Linked DNA regions of Homo sapiens: regions 1, 3 and 4 are each linked to region 2. A link is a contact called in ENCODE Hi-C or POLR2A ChIA-PET data. All regions are on one chromosome and are shown on one strand. The core of a region is the stretch at or near the end of the contact, and the rest is flanking DNA. Distances in the headings are between cores, read along the strand shown. Region 1 holds the start of TOR4A (torsin family 4 member A). Region 2 holds the start of ZMYND19 (zinc finger MYND-type containing 19). Region 3 holds the start of RNF208 (ring finger protein 208). Region 4 holds the start of DPP7 (dipeptidyl peptidase 7).

What was found. Hi-C counts contacts between places; a loop is a spot of excess contacts on that map. ChIA-PET counts read pairs that join two places held with the same protein, here RNA polymerase II (POLR2A). Pooled maps may share reads with other maps.
Region 1: a loop to region 2 is called in a pooled map, with 4 times the contacts of the local background. The contact joins the promoter of TOR4A here to the promoter of ZMYND19 in region 2. A Hi-C loop is called at or near these places in 2 of 50 pooled maps. POLR2A ChIA-PET finds 5 or more read pairs at or near these places in 2 of 52 experiments (HEK293T and activated T-cell).
Region 3: a loop to region 2 is called in a pooled map, with 15 times the contacts of the local background. The contact joins the promoter of RNF208 here to the promoter of ZMYND19 in region 2. A Hi-C loop is called at or near these places in 1 of 168 maps with a recorded cell type or tissue (B cell) and 8 of 50 pooled maps. POLR2A ChIA-PET finds 5 or more read pairs at or near these places in 2 of 52 experiments (MCF 10A and PC-9).
Region 4: a pooled map shows a loop between it and region 2 (4-fold over the local background). The contact joins the promoter of DPP7 here to the promoter of ZMYND19 in region 2. A Hi-C loop is called at or near these places in 1 of 37 single-sample maps with no recorded cell type and 6 of 50 pooled maps. POLR2A ChIA-PET finds 5 or more read pairs at or near these places in 3 of 52 experiments (B cell, OCI-LY7 and activated naive CD4-positive, alpha-beta T cell).

Annotation. Positions count from the first base shown.
Region 1 is chr9:137,276,003-137,279,009 of GRCh38, forward strand. TOR4A (torsin family 4 member A) reads left to right here and starts at 1,724. Exons shown (of 2, transcript NM_017723.3): 1 at 1,724-1,905; 2 at 2,651-3,007. The coding sequence starts at 2,688. RefSeq lists silencers at 1,625-1,944, 2,225-2,284.
Region 2 is chr9:137,588,952-137,592,039 of GRCh38, forward strand. ZMYND19 (zinc finger MYND-type containing 19) reads right to left here and starts at 1,561. Exons shown (of 6, transcript NM_138462.3): 1 at 1,262-1,561. The coding sequence starts at 1,312. LOC124902318 (a long non-coding RNA gene) reads right to left here. Exons shown (of 3, transcript XR_007061885.1): 3 at 2,088-2,157. RefSeq lists enhancers at 1-124, 647-696 and silencers at 967-1,016, 1,067-1,176, 1,457-1,846, 2,037-2,106.
Region 3 is chr9:137,220,292-137,223,722 of GRCh38, forward strand. RNF208 (ring finger protein 208) reads right to left here and starts at 1,949. Exons shown (of 2, transcript NM_031297.7): 1 at 1,698-1,949; 2 at 1-1,447. The coding sequence starts at 921. The coding sequence ends at 136. RefSeq lists silencers at 1,502-1,551, 2,492-2,541, 2,852-3,201.
Region 4 is chr9:137,113,023-137,116,163 of GRCh38, forward strand. It overlaps DPP7 (dipeptidyl peptidase 7), which reads right to left and starts at 1,711. Exons shown (of 13, transcript NM_013379.3): 1 at 1,625-1,711; 2 at 1,441-1,554; 3 at 1,221-1,360; 4 at 843-1,006; 5 at 339-474; 6 at 184-265; 7 at 1-97. The coding sequence starts at 1,691. LOC124902314 (a long non-coding RNA gene) reads left to right here and starts at 1,777. Exons shown (of 2, transcript XR_007061874.1): 1 at 1,777-3,141. RefSeq lists silencers at 1,407-1,556, 1,587-1,936.

The DNA.
Region 1 (3,007 bases), core at 474-2,973, 310 kb before region 2:
GAAGCAGTGAGGGTGAAGTCCTTTCAGAGGCTGAGAACATGTACTGTGTTTGTGGGTGATGGACATGAATTCTGGGCGCAGCGGCAGGGCTGGGTTGGGTAGGGAGGCGGGAGGGGAGGCCTCCTGGAATGGGAATGGGTGTGATTGGGGGTGGCCCTGGGTATCACAGGAGATGGTGATGGCCCTGGGAGCTGGGGTTCTGGGGCTCCCTTCACCCCTGTAGATGGGAGAAAGTGCAGGGGGTGAGGCCTTGGCCCAGGCCTCAGATTCACCTTTGACCCATAGGGCCAGGTCTTGGGGCACCCCTTGAGCGAGTCCCTTTCCTGCAGAGGGCTCTGGCCTGAGGATTTGCTGGGCCAGCCTCTGGCAGAAGCAGCTCCAGCCCTGGGTGCACTTGGAGGCAGGGCAGAGGCTTTGCTGCAGGTTTTCCAGGGCTCGGTCAGCCTGCATCTGCCCGAGGGCCTCCCCTCCAGGGTCCTCTCTGTGTCAGAAGAAGCACCGAGACTCAAAGCCTGAGGCCCCCAAAGGACCCCAACCTCCGTGCTGGGGCCACGGGGCCTGGACAGCCAACCTCCTTCCGCTCTGGTCCCACAGAGGCCGGGGAGTGGGCCCAAAGAGCACCAGCATTCCACCTGGTGTGTGCGGCCCCCGCGGCCTCGACAATTGGGGATCCGGGCCCCCGAGCACCCCTTGCACAGGGGAGGGGAGCCCTAGGCCTGGCTCCTGGAGGGGAGCGTGATAGTCCGGTGGACCCCATACCCTGGAGAGAATGGAAACCCCCAACCCACGACCGGTTTCCCTGATGGAGCCTGTCTGGTTGGGTGCAGTGTGTGAGGAATATACAGCTGGAACCATCAGGCCCGGGCTGGCTGTTGGGAGGAGTGGGGCGTCCCTGGGACTGCGGGGTCCTGAGCTGAATGCCAGCAGCACTGGTGTGGCTGGAGCGGCCACCTTGCCCCTCCTTGGAAGGCGGCTTCCAGGCTGGGCCAGGGTAGGAGGAGTCCAGGGTCCTTTAGGCAGGCCGGCAGGGGGAAGGGCCCAGAGCTCCAGCTCCTGGCTCCCGGCCCAAGTTGTTTCTAAATTTGTTCCCCAACCCCCACAGGGACCCTGAGCCGCACGTGGTTTTTTCCGTGATAGAACTTCCGTCTGTGTGTGCTGGCCTGTCCTGGGCAGGGGGCTCCAGGCTGGGGACGGAGGAAGGGGGAAAGGAAAGACAATGAGCCCACTTTGGGGGGCCCCCGATTGGGGTCAGGAGGGGAATGAAAAAGCGGGGAGAGGAGTAATAAGAGAGGGATTGGGGGTATGCAGCTCGGCAGAGGACCCTGCCCGCCCCCTGTGCTGCTGCCTTGCTCCCGCCTTGCTTACACAGGGCCTGGAGCCCCTCCCCCCAGCTGTAAGCCCTGTGTGTGGGGTGACAGGTGGAAGGGATAACCTGGGGGAGGTGGGGGCCCTGGAGGACAGGCTGAGGTGCAGGAGCCCAGGGTGGGGGCACAGCATGCAGCAGGGGCCCTCGGCCTCACCAGGTGTCCTGAGCCTGACCAAGCCAGGAGGGCTCTGAGCGCTAGAGAACTGAAGCGGGAATGTGACCTCCGGCCAGGGGATCTGGGCAAGCCGGCCAGGCCTCCCCCCTTTGGCGCCTCCGTCCAGCCCAAGTCCCGCCTGGGCCGCACCCCCTGACTCACTTCCTTTGCATAGAAGCGGAAACCTCCCCAGAGCTTCCTCTACTCCGGCCGGCCGCTCCCTGGGGACCCACAGGTGTCGCTGCCCCTCCAGGCCGAAGCTGGCCCAGGAGGCCCCTGGCCCACCCCCTCGCCCTGGGAGGCGCATTTCCTGCTTGGAGTCTCAGGCCCCAGCGTCTGGCACAGGCAGGGGCCTGCGGAGCTGAGGGCAGTGGACCAGCTGCAGGTAGGGGGTGGGTTGGGGCCCAGGGCCCAGTTCCTGCCAGTCAGTGGCTCTCTTGCTCCGACCGGCCTCTTCTTTCTGTCCATCTTTTCGTTTCACCTCCACTAGTCTCCGGGGGGCTCCCTGCACTGCTCAGCTCGTTCACTGGAGGGGTGTTGGGAGGACCCCAGTTTTGGAGTCGGGGCTGGGAGGCCTGGGTTGAGCCTGGGGACGGGGCCCGGGCCTATTCTCAAAATCATAAGTTCCAGCCAGACCCCCGCCAAGTGTTCTGGAGCGTGTGGGGGCGTCTCTGAACTCCTGGGCGCTCAGGCCTCTGCTTCCCGCGGCCCCTCCTTGGGAGACGGCCCAGTCCAGTGGGAGCCGCGGGCGGGGGCAGGGTCCGGGGGTGACTGTTCACCCCAGTGGGCGCCTGGGCGGCCACTGACTCCTTCGACGACTCCTCCAGGAAGCCGGGGCGGCCACCAGATAAGCCTCTACCCCGCCACTTCCTCAAGGCCCGCGGCCGTTTATGGGAAGACCCGAGAGATTTGCATCGGGGCCCTGCGGAGGGGCGGAGGGGCGGAGGGGCGGAGGGGTCGCTTGCCGGTCTGAGGGGCGAGGCCGCGACCAGGCCCCTGGCCCTGGGGCAGCCCGGGCCGCACCCCACGGGACTCCCAGGGGGTAAGATCACTCCGGGGACCGGTTCCGGCGGCCCGCGGGAAAGGGCAGTGGCGGGAGTCCAGAGACCCTCCCCGTCTTCCCGTTGCAGGGAGGGCGACCTGTATGCGGAGCGCCGTTCCTGCGACATGGACCGCGGCCAGCCCAGCCTGGAGCCTGCTGCCGCGGCCCCCCGAGCCTCGGGCCGGTGCGTGATCGCGCCCGTGCGCGCTGTGCTCCGCCTGCGCCGCCGGGTGTGTGTCCTACGCAAACGGCGCCTCCTGCAGCCGGGTGGGGGGCCCGACGTCGGGACCGGGGCGCCCAGGCCGGGCTGCAGCCCCCGGGCACCGCGCGCGGACCTGGACCAGCCAAAGTTCTTCACCTTCGACAGCCCCGCGGAGCTACCCTCCAGGACGCCACGCAAGAAGCGCCGGCGCAGCCGCCTGGTGCTTTACCCGGAGACCTCGCG
Region 2 (3,088 bases), core at 311-2,810:
GTCTGCGCCAGAGGAGCTGGTATCAGGCTTCATCCTCGCAGGGCTAACCCCAACAGTGGCACTGAACATTCAACGCACCAATAAACCTAGGCAAAGACTGTTTCACTGAGCTGAGGGAGGGGCCGGGGCTGAGGCAGAAGAGCCAGAAGGTTTTGATTAGGGTGTGTTTATTAAGCTGAGCTACTCACTGATTACCCTTTTTAGCTTTTTGTCCATCTGAAATGTTCCAAAGAAAAGCTGTAAGGGATGACAATGCCATCATGGGTGGAGTTAGAAGGGGTCTCTGGTCTCCGACCTGACTGGAGAGCCCACCCTTCCCTGGTGGAAAAAAGCCTCCTCCCCAGCAGGCCCTGCCTATGCTCTTGCAGCAGGGGCAGGAAACAGGAACAGGTCCCAGAACGGGCCAGTCTCCCTCTTGGCAGTTTTTCTTCTGGGATCTGAACCTGTTTTACCTGACGCCGCCTGACACTGCCTCGGCTCCTCTCTCCCACCAAAAGCCGCAGCCGCTGGTGACGGGAACAGGGCTCCCATCCGGGTAAGGACCCTGGCTGGTGCAGCTGCACAGGTGGCTCCGAGAAACCGCCAAGCCTCAATGCCCACAGGTGCCATGGAATCCCCAGCCTCAAACGTGGAGCGTGGGGGCCAAGTAAGAAGAGAAGTCGAGGAAGGCCCTGAGTCTGCAGCATCAGGGCCCAGGCTTCTTCCTCTCTGCTCCGAGTCTGAGGCTCAGCCTAACGTGGCCAACCCCTGGCAGCGTTAAAACGAGCCTGAAGCCCTGCTGAGAACTGGGAGGCACAGAAGAGCCCACACCAGACCCGCCTCGGCGAGAGGTGTGGAAGTGGCGCTGCCTCGGAAAGGGCGCTGTGTTTAAACCGTGTGGCCGCACTGGCAGCCCGGACGCCGCGCTAGGCCCCGGATCGCCGACACCACTGGGAGGGCTCCGGGAGAACGCGGCTCGGGCTCGAGCCACGCATCTCCGCACCCGGCTCGGGACAGGGCCGTGGCCTCCACCTCCGGCAGGGCAGGGCCGAGGGTGGCCAGGTGCACCCCAGAGCCGAGGGGTGCGTGCCCGCCGGCCTGCGAGAGGAAGCTGCACCCGCGCGGGGCCAGCAGCCGGGCCCGCGCAGCGTCCCCCGCCCCGCTGGGGCCCATCCCGGGCTCCGCGCCCCCGCCCCGGCCGCCGCCCGCACAACCGCCCCCGGCCCCGCGCGGAGGCCTGGACGGGCGAGACGGGCCGGGTCGCGGGCTCCGCGCCGCTCACCTTCCCGGCCACCCGGCCGAGCCGCACGATACCCAATTTGAAGTCGGTCATGGCCGGGCCTGCGCTCTCGGCCGGCAGCGCCGCTCCCTCGGGAGGCGCCGAGCGGGGGCCGGGGCGAGGCCGCGGCGCGCCGGGACAGGACGGGACCGGAGCCGGGGTCGGGGTAGCAGCCAGGCGGGCTCCGGGCGGGACGAGGCTGGGCCGGGCTCGGGCCTCCGCCGCCGCCTCGCGCCCGCCGGACCTGCCACGCGCCGCCGCCGCCGCCGCCACCGCCACCGCGCGCACCACAGCGAGCGGAGCGGAGGGGCGGGGCGCAGCCCCGGACACACCCCCCGGCCCGCCGCCGCTCGGCCAATGGCTAGGCGCGCACGGCGCCGACCGGCGCGCGCCGCCCCGCAACAACCAATAGGAGGAGGGCGAGTGCGCCGGCGCTCTGGGGAGCGGGGCGAGCGCGGGGGAGGGGCGAGGCCGGGGGCGGTGCCTGCGCGCGCCGACGTCAGTTTCGCGGGAAGCTTTGTGCGGGCAGCGGCGCCGCGCCTAGAGGGGCAGTGCGGAGTGTGGCTGGGGACTCGCGCCGGGTCCGTGGAGCTCTGCGAGCTGGCTGCTTTTCGCCTCCCTTGCGGTAGCCTCCGTAAGCTGTTTCCCGCCGCCGTCCTGGCCCCGAGCGCGGAAGGAGGAGGTGGACGGAGCTCGTGCGGGGCCCTCTGGGCGGGCGGGGAGCGGGCGAGGCGGGCTAGGAAGAGGCCGTTGCCGCGGGACGCGGGTGTTTCTGGAGAGACAGCGGACGCCCGGCCCACGCGACCCGGAGGGCGCGGCCTCCCGCGCAGCCTTCTCCGAGCCGCCGGCTCTTCAGCCTCGGGGGCGGCTGACCTCCAGAGCAGCCTGGTCCAAGGCGTCTGGAAACGGAACTCCAGTGAGGCCCATTAGGCTCCGCGGGAAAGCCGAGACCCGCTCAGGGAGGGACTGGGTACGCCGTGGTGGGCAGCGTGGCTCCCCTGCAGCCTGGAGCGAACGGGGCTAGGTCCTGCGTCCTGCTCCGCCGGTGTCCAGTCGCCCGTGAGGAGGCCTCACCCTGCCTCAAGGGCGACTCCTGCACCTGAGGAGCTGCACAGGCTCCTTTCTGGCTTGCTGGGTTCCGTTTTCTTTTCTTGCTTTTTTTTTTTTTTTTTTTGAGTCAGAGTTTTGCTCTGTCACCCAGGCTAGAGTGCAGTGGCACGATCTCGGCTCACTGCAGCCTCTGCCTCTCGGGTTCAAGCGACTCTCCTGCCTCAGCCTCCCGAGTAGCTGGGACTACAGGCACGCGCCACCATGTCCGGCTAATTTTTGTATTTTTAGTAGAAGTGAGGTTTTTCCATATTGGCCAGGATGGTCTCGAACTCCCAACCTGAGGTGATCGGCCCACCTCGGCCTCCCAAAGTGCTGGGATTACAGGCATGAGCCACCGTGCCCCAGCCTGCAAAGGGTGTACATGAGTGAGCCCAGACGTTCCATCTCTGGGTCCCCTGGTACTTGCCAGTACCCCAGACACCCTAGAGGACTGAAGGGGCTGATGAGTCCTGGCCTGCCTGAGACACACATTGGGGTTCAGGCTGGGCCTTGCTCAAAACATGCCTGTCCGACCGCGCGCGGTGGCTCATGCCTGTAATCCTAGCACTTTGGGAGGCCGAGGCGGGCAGATCACGAGGTCAGGAGCTGGAGACCATCCTGGCTAACACGGTGAAACCCCACCTCTACTAAAAATACAAAAAAAAAAGCCGGGCGTGGTGGCGGGTGCCTGTAGTCCCAGCTACTTGGGAGGCTGAGGCAAGAGAATGGCTTGAACCCGGG
Region 3 (3,431 bases), core at 699-3,198, 370 kb before region 2:
CAGCGACAATGCCACTCGGGGTGGGGCCGGAAGCCATGGTGGGGAAGGAAGGGTCAGCGGGCGGCAGGGCAGGGCCGGGTCCCTGAAGAAGCAGCGAGCGAGGCTCAGCGGGCAGTGGCGGGCAGGCAGGCGCTACTACATGATGGAGCAGGCGGACAGTGGGTTCCGCACGTGGCAGGTGCACGCGGCCCCACAGTACTGCCGGAAGGTCTGGTAGCAGCTGCCCTCGGGCTCAGCCCCCCACTGACCCCCGGATGGGGCCGTCAGCGCCTCAGGCGGCAGGCGGCTCAGGATGGACGTGTTGACAGCCAGCGCGGCCAGGCCGTAGTCGGTGAAGAGCACAGTCTCACGGCGGCAGGTGGGGCAGGAGATGAACTTGTACTTGGGGCAGGACTCGTAGAGAATCTGCAGGCACTGCTCACACACAGAGTGCAGGCAGGACAGCACGCGGGGCCTCCGCTGGGTGACATTGTAGGAGTGCCCACAGGTGGGGCACTCCAGGGGCTCGCCTGCCGCCGCCGAAGAAGCCGCCGAGGCCGAGGGGCCAGGCCGAATCACGTACTGATTCACAATGACCTCATCCTCTGGGGCCACGCGGGGAAAGCCCAGCTCCGAGCTTCCCTTACGGGGCCGCCGTGGCAGTGGCGGGGTATGGGGTGCCCCTTCCAAGGCAGGCATGTCCCCCCCACAGGCCTGGTTGACAATGATCTCTGTGTCTGAGGGCCAGGCACGCTTGGGTGCCAGAGTTGGGGTGGGCCGGGGAGCAGGCGGGAAGCAGGGGGCAGCCGGTAGCTCAGGGAACTTTTCAGGGTGGACAATCTTCATGGCCTCCATCTTGAGGATGACATGGGGACCCTTCAGGCAGGACATGAGGAGGCCCGGCCAGCCACTGCCCGCCTCGGGCCCGGGGTCAGAGGGCATCCGGCTGTCTCCAGTCAGACTGGATGTTCGGGTGGGTGGGGGCGTTGTGTGGGGCTGGGGGGCAGGTGACAGGGCAGCATCCTGGTCCCGCCAGGCCTGGGGGGGGCCCCGGACGGCCCGTGGACTCCTAGGGACAGCCGGCGAGAGTTGGGGGTGCAGGGCCCCCCCCAGTGGCCACAGTGGCTTCTCTGGTCCAGTCCTGGGAGGAGGAGGAAGGGGTGGGGGAGGGGGAGGCAGGCGGGGGCAGGGAGGGGTGGGAGGCTGCCCTGGGCTGGGGGTCTGGCCCAGGGTCTCACCCAGGGTCTCTGGCTGCTGAGGCTGGCGAGGGGGCGCGGGGGGGGCTCCCCCTGCAGCCGAGGTCAGCAGGCCGCGGGCCGGGACATCGGGGCAGGCAGGGGCTGGGTGGGCCCCATGGCTCCAGGACAGGGCGCCCAGGGAAGGCAGCTAGCCGAAGCGCTGGCTGCAGGAGGACCGGGGCGGCAGGCTCCGCGGCAGGAGCAGAGGCGAGGCCTGGGCCAGGCCTGAGCTGCAGGTGAGAGACGGCATGAGGGCAGTGCCCCGGCCACCCCCACCCTAGCCCTCGCCCTGCACAAAGGACCGGGCGCCCGACCTCTGACCCTGACCTCAGCCGTGGGATCCCGACCTCCGCGGGCCTCAGAACCCAACCCCCTCCCCGGTCCCCGCCTCCAAGGCCAGACGCACCTTCCCGAGGGCCGACCCCCGTCGCGTGGGGAGGGGCGCTGAGTCCGCCCCCGGCCCCCGCCCCCTGCGCTCACCTGCCCCAGCCTGGCGTCCCGGCCGCGCGCCGCCGCCGCAGAGGTTGTCTCAAAGGCAGGCCCGGACGCGGCGCCCGCGCCTCGGCCCGGCAGCTCGGGGGGCTCCGGCGGCTCCGGCGGCGGCCGCAGCGACCTCAGGCGATGGCGGGGCCCGGGCGGCACCGAGGGGCGCGGGCGCGGGCGTGGGGCGCGGGGCGCGGGTTTCGGCACGGCGGCGACGGCGGCAGGTGCGTGCGGAGCGTGGCGCGCTCTGCGGCGGAGGCGCGGGGACCGCAGTGCGCGCGGCGCCCGCCCGCGCCCGCAGCGCCACCCCCCGTCTGGGGACCCGCGCGGGGTCCGCGGGGCGGGGCCAGCCTCCCGGCCGCCCCTCGGTCCGCTCCCGGCGTCGCTCTCGCCCGCGGACTGCGTGGGGGGCAGGACCCCCGCGTCGCCCCCAGTTCTCTCCAGGCTGATCCTGGGTCCTGGTCAAGCCCCCGCCCCCCCAGATTCAGGAGGAGAATCCGGCTGTTCTCCTCCCTCACAGTAGGAGGCCTCAGGACTCTGGAGTGAGAGGGAGGGGACCTGCGCGGAGGATCCCAGGGGAGCTGGTTCCAGGGCCCACCGGTGCCTTCCCCCGTCCCCGGCCCCCCGCCCCATGGGAAGGCCCCGAGTCCTCCAGCTCCGCCTGTGCCCGGTGCCGTAGCTCAGATAGATCGCTGTGACTCTAAGGGGCAAGAGCGGGGCGGGCGGAGCGGATCAGAAGGCCGAGGCCGGTGGACGGACGGGTCCGGTGGGAGTGCGCGAAGGACAGGCTGGCAGCCCAGTGCGGGGTGGAGGCGGCCCTGAGGACCGCACCTGCCCGGACAGGGTGGCCCCTGGCACTCCAGCGCGCAGGCCCGGGCCTCTCCGCTTCCTCACCCGGGGCTTCCCTGCCCTCCTGGGTCCGCCTTCTGCCTGTGGAGCCCTCGGGCTTGCTGGTCACCGTGAGGCAGGGGACCAGGGCTTCGAGGGCCTCCGCTGCCACGCTGTGACCAGCTCTGGCCCCGCACCTGGCCCTGGACATCCTGGCCTCCTTCAGCTCCTCTCTCCGCTGGACTGGCCAGACCGCACCTGCTCTAGGCAGAGCCCCAGGGCCTGCAGAGTGCTGAGCCCAGAGGGGACGGTGCCGCTGGTGCGGGAGCTCGCGTGGGCAAAACAGGCTGGAGGAGCAGCCCTGCGCATAGGGTCTGGCTTGGCCCCTCTGTGGGGCCTCGGGCGAGTGTCACTCAGAAGAGCAATAGGGAGAGGTGTGCGGGTGACAGGGGCGCTGCTGGAGGGGTCCTTACGGGGCCCTGGCAAGATGGTGGGGCAACTGAGGCAGCCTGGGCCTGGGGAGGGCCGGGAGCCCAGCTCCGCCGCAGACTCTGCTCACCGACCCGGCGTGCGCCCGAGGAAGCACCAGGCCGCAGGCCCCGCCCCCTCAGCGAGACCCCACCCCGTAGGGGATGAGATCCCGCCCCCGCCACGAGGCCCCGCCCCCCAGGCCAGGCCTTTTCAGACCCGCCATTCAGAGCTGGAGAACCCCAAGCCGAGTATTGGTCACATCCGAACCGGGTCTTTCGGGAAACCCCGGAGCGCGTGGGCTTCTGGGCAATAATATTTCCACGGCCGGTTCCTGCCTTGTTTGCGCATGCGCCATAGGCGCCACTCAAGTGGCAGGCAGGGAGGTGGGCGGGACTTCCGGCGCCTGCGCAGTGGACTTCCGTCGCCGGCCTC
Region 4 (3,141 bases), core at 461-2,960, 480 kb before region 2:
GTGAAGGCATTCCGGGCGAACATGAAGAGCTGGGTCAGGTCCTTCTCGTCTGACAGCGGCTGGCAGGTGCCGAACTCCCAGCGGACCGTGTCGTAGGCTGCGTGGAAGGGGCAGAGACTTGAAGTTTGGGCATAGCTGGCGCTGGGGCGGGTCAGGCAGTGGGAGGCGGTGGGAGGACCTCACCTCCCTGTAGGAACAAGTCCTTGATCTGTCGGAACGCTTCCCGCACACCCTGGGTGCATTTGGGACTCTGGCCCTCAAAGTCCTGGGGGAAAGAGACCGTGCTGACTGCAGCTGCTGTCCCTTAGGGGGCCTGGAGGACCCCAAGCCTCACTCACCGCCGTGACGTCCCGGAAGAACTGGTTGGAGTCGCCGAGGCCTGCCACAGCTAGAACGGGCGCGCTGGCCGCCAGCGCCCCCGCCACCAGGTGGGGATACTTCATCCTCAGGTAGGCACTGAGCATCCCCCCATAACTGGGTGAGGGACACAGGGTTAGGGCTGCTGCCCCCAACACCCCATTTCCTCTTTTCCTCCTCAGGGGCCCACAGGTGCCACAAGGAGGACGACACTTCTGAGACCCACAAATTCCAACCCTGGGCCAGGTGCGGGTGCAGCTCTCACTGGGAAAGGCCGCTAGTGTGGCCGCACATCCAAGCTGAGCAGGTGGCTGGGAGGACAGGTGGGAGGGCTTCCTGGGGGAGGCAACACTAAGCCTGGAACCACTGCCTGAGGCCTTACGAAAAGGCAGCGGTGGGAGTCAGAGGGGAGTGGGGAGAAGGGCTGGGGGCGCTGGGTCGGGGCAGGGGAGGGAGGGGGTGCGGAGGCCGGGGGAGGCGCCCACCTTCCACCGAAGGCGATGGCGGGGGCATCCTGGGCCCCGAGGTCGCGTCGTAGCGCGCGGAGCAGCTCTGCGAAGTCGGCCAGGGCCTGCTCCACCGTCAGCAGCTCCGTGTGCCCGCGCTGCGTGGACTGCGCACCGAACGGCAGCGACTTCCCGTAGTAGCGCTGGGGGAACGTGCCATTGAGCCCGGCCCCGCGACCCCGCCCGGCACCCGCGTGCCCCGCGACCCCCGCCCGCGACCCCGCCCGGCACCCGCGTGCCCCGCGACCCCCGCCCGCGACCCCGCCCGGCACCCGCGTGCCCCGCGACCCCCGCCCGCGACCCCGCCCGGCACCCACGTGCCCCGCGACCCCGCCCGCGACCCCGCCCGGCACCCACGTGCTCCGCGAAGACCAGTAGAGCCCCCCGCTCGGCCGCCAGCTCCGCGACGAAGGCCGAGTTGTTGGCGAAGGCCCACACGTCGCCCTCGTTCCCAGTGTAGAAGAAGATGGGCCCCTCGCCCCGGACCCAGAACCTGTCTGTGGGGAGGGCGGATGAGGCGAGGGTGCCGGGGGGCGGCGGGACGGCGGGGGCGGCCGGGCCGGGGCCGGGGTCTCACCCGACACCAGGAAGCGCTGAGGGAAGGTCTTGTTGCCGAAGCGCTCGAAGTTGAAGTGGTCCAGACGCTGCTGGAAGAAGCGCTCCTGGAAGCCGGGGTCCGGGGCCCTGCGGGCTGTGGGGGGACGCGAACCTCAGAGGCGGGGCCGGGACCGGGGAATGGGCCGGGGGGCGCCGCCACTCACCCCCCGCCTGGAGGCCGCGCAGCCCGAGCGCCAGCAGCAGGACCGGGGCCCAGGGAGCGGAGCCCATGTCGCCTTCCGCGGGCGCCCGTCACGTGGGCGGGGTCACGGGGCCGCCAGGGCGCGCTCCTCCCTCCAGGCCCCACGTGTTTCGGGCGCCCGCGGTCCCCACGGAGACCGTCGCTGCTTCAGCGCCGCGCCGGGGCTGTGCCCCCCAACACCCCGCGCCCCGCGGCCGCTGCCCAGGGGTCCTTCCCGGGCACGGCGCGGGGAAGCAGAGGGCCCCCGGGCCATCTCCGCGGCCTCCCGCCCCACTGGCTCGTCCTCCTACCGCGGCCCCATCCGGAGCTGCGCTAGGGCGAGTCCCTGCTGCGCCCGCCAAGCCTCCCCAGCACTTGCTCCTGGCAGGTGCCCCACTCCAAGGCAGGGCCGGGAGAGTGGGGGCCGTTCTGCTGCCCTAAGGGCGGGAGGGAGAGGGTCCCAAACAGAGTGCTGGCCCCCCGAAGAAAGCAACCCAGGGTTTGTCCAAGCGATAACGGGCTGGGCTTGGCGGGGCGGGGCCTCGCAGCGGGCAGGAGTGTGGGGTGCCCCTGGAGCGTCTGGGCAGGGCCGGGATGTGGCCGGGTAGCTCCCAAGAGCTGGGAATCGCCACCTGCCCTTCCGACTGGCACCCAGTGTGCCCACACAGCCCTGCAGGGACAAGGGGGGACCAGAGGCCTCTGCTGGGAGCTGGGGCCTCCTCCCTGGGGAGCACCCAGAGGATGGAAGAAGTCACCTTTCCCCAGCGTCCAGTTCAGGGAGTGGGTGAGGGGGCCGTAGTGGTGGGTGCCAGACTAGCTACGTGGAGTCCTGCTGGGGATGTACATGGGCCGCTAGCCAGGCCCAGAACAGGTGCAGGGGCAGCAGGGGCTCAGCTACAGAGAGTTACCCTGTCCTTCTCCCAAGACTACCCTCGGCCAGCATGACCCTGCCCTGCCCATCCTGTGTGGGGCTGAGCGGAGAAGACCGGCCACTTCCACAGCCCCTCACGCCATGGCCCTCCCGTGCCTCACACAGAGGCACCCCCCATGGTGGGTGACTGGTGGCTGGGGCCCTCAGCATGGTGGCAGTGACCATCACGTCACACTGCAACACGAGGTCATCCAGGGCCACACACCGTCCCCACCACGGCCCTCACATCTGGGCCCTGTCCCATCCCTACGCAGTTCCTGGGGCTGCCTGCCGGGGCCCCCGCAGGACGGGGGTGAGGACAAACAGCAGACCTCCTTGGATGTGGAGGTACCCCACGGCGTCCCCCACCCCACACCTCTGCTCCTTTGGCTCCCTCGGGTGCCTTAGGTGGCCAGAACTCCACCAGCAACCCTCACCCAGGACCGCAGCTCTGGAGACGCCAGCTAGGCCGAGAGCTGGCCAGCTCCCCAAGCACACCAGAGCCTGGAGACGCTCCAGGCTTGGCTGGGCCCACAGAGGGGCCAGAGCCTCAGGGAGGGCTCCAGGAGCAGGGTTTCCAAGGAAGCCAC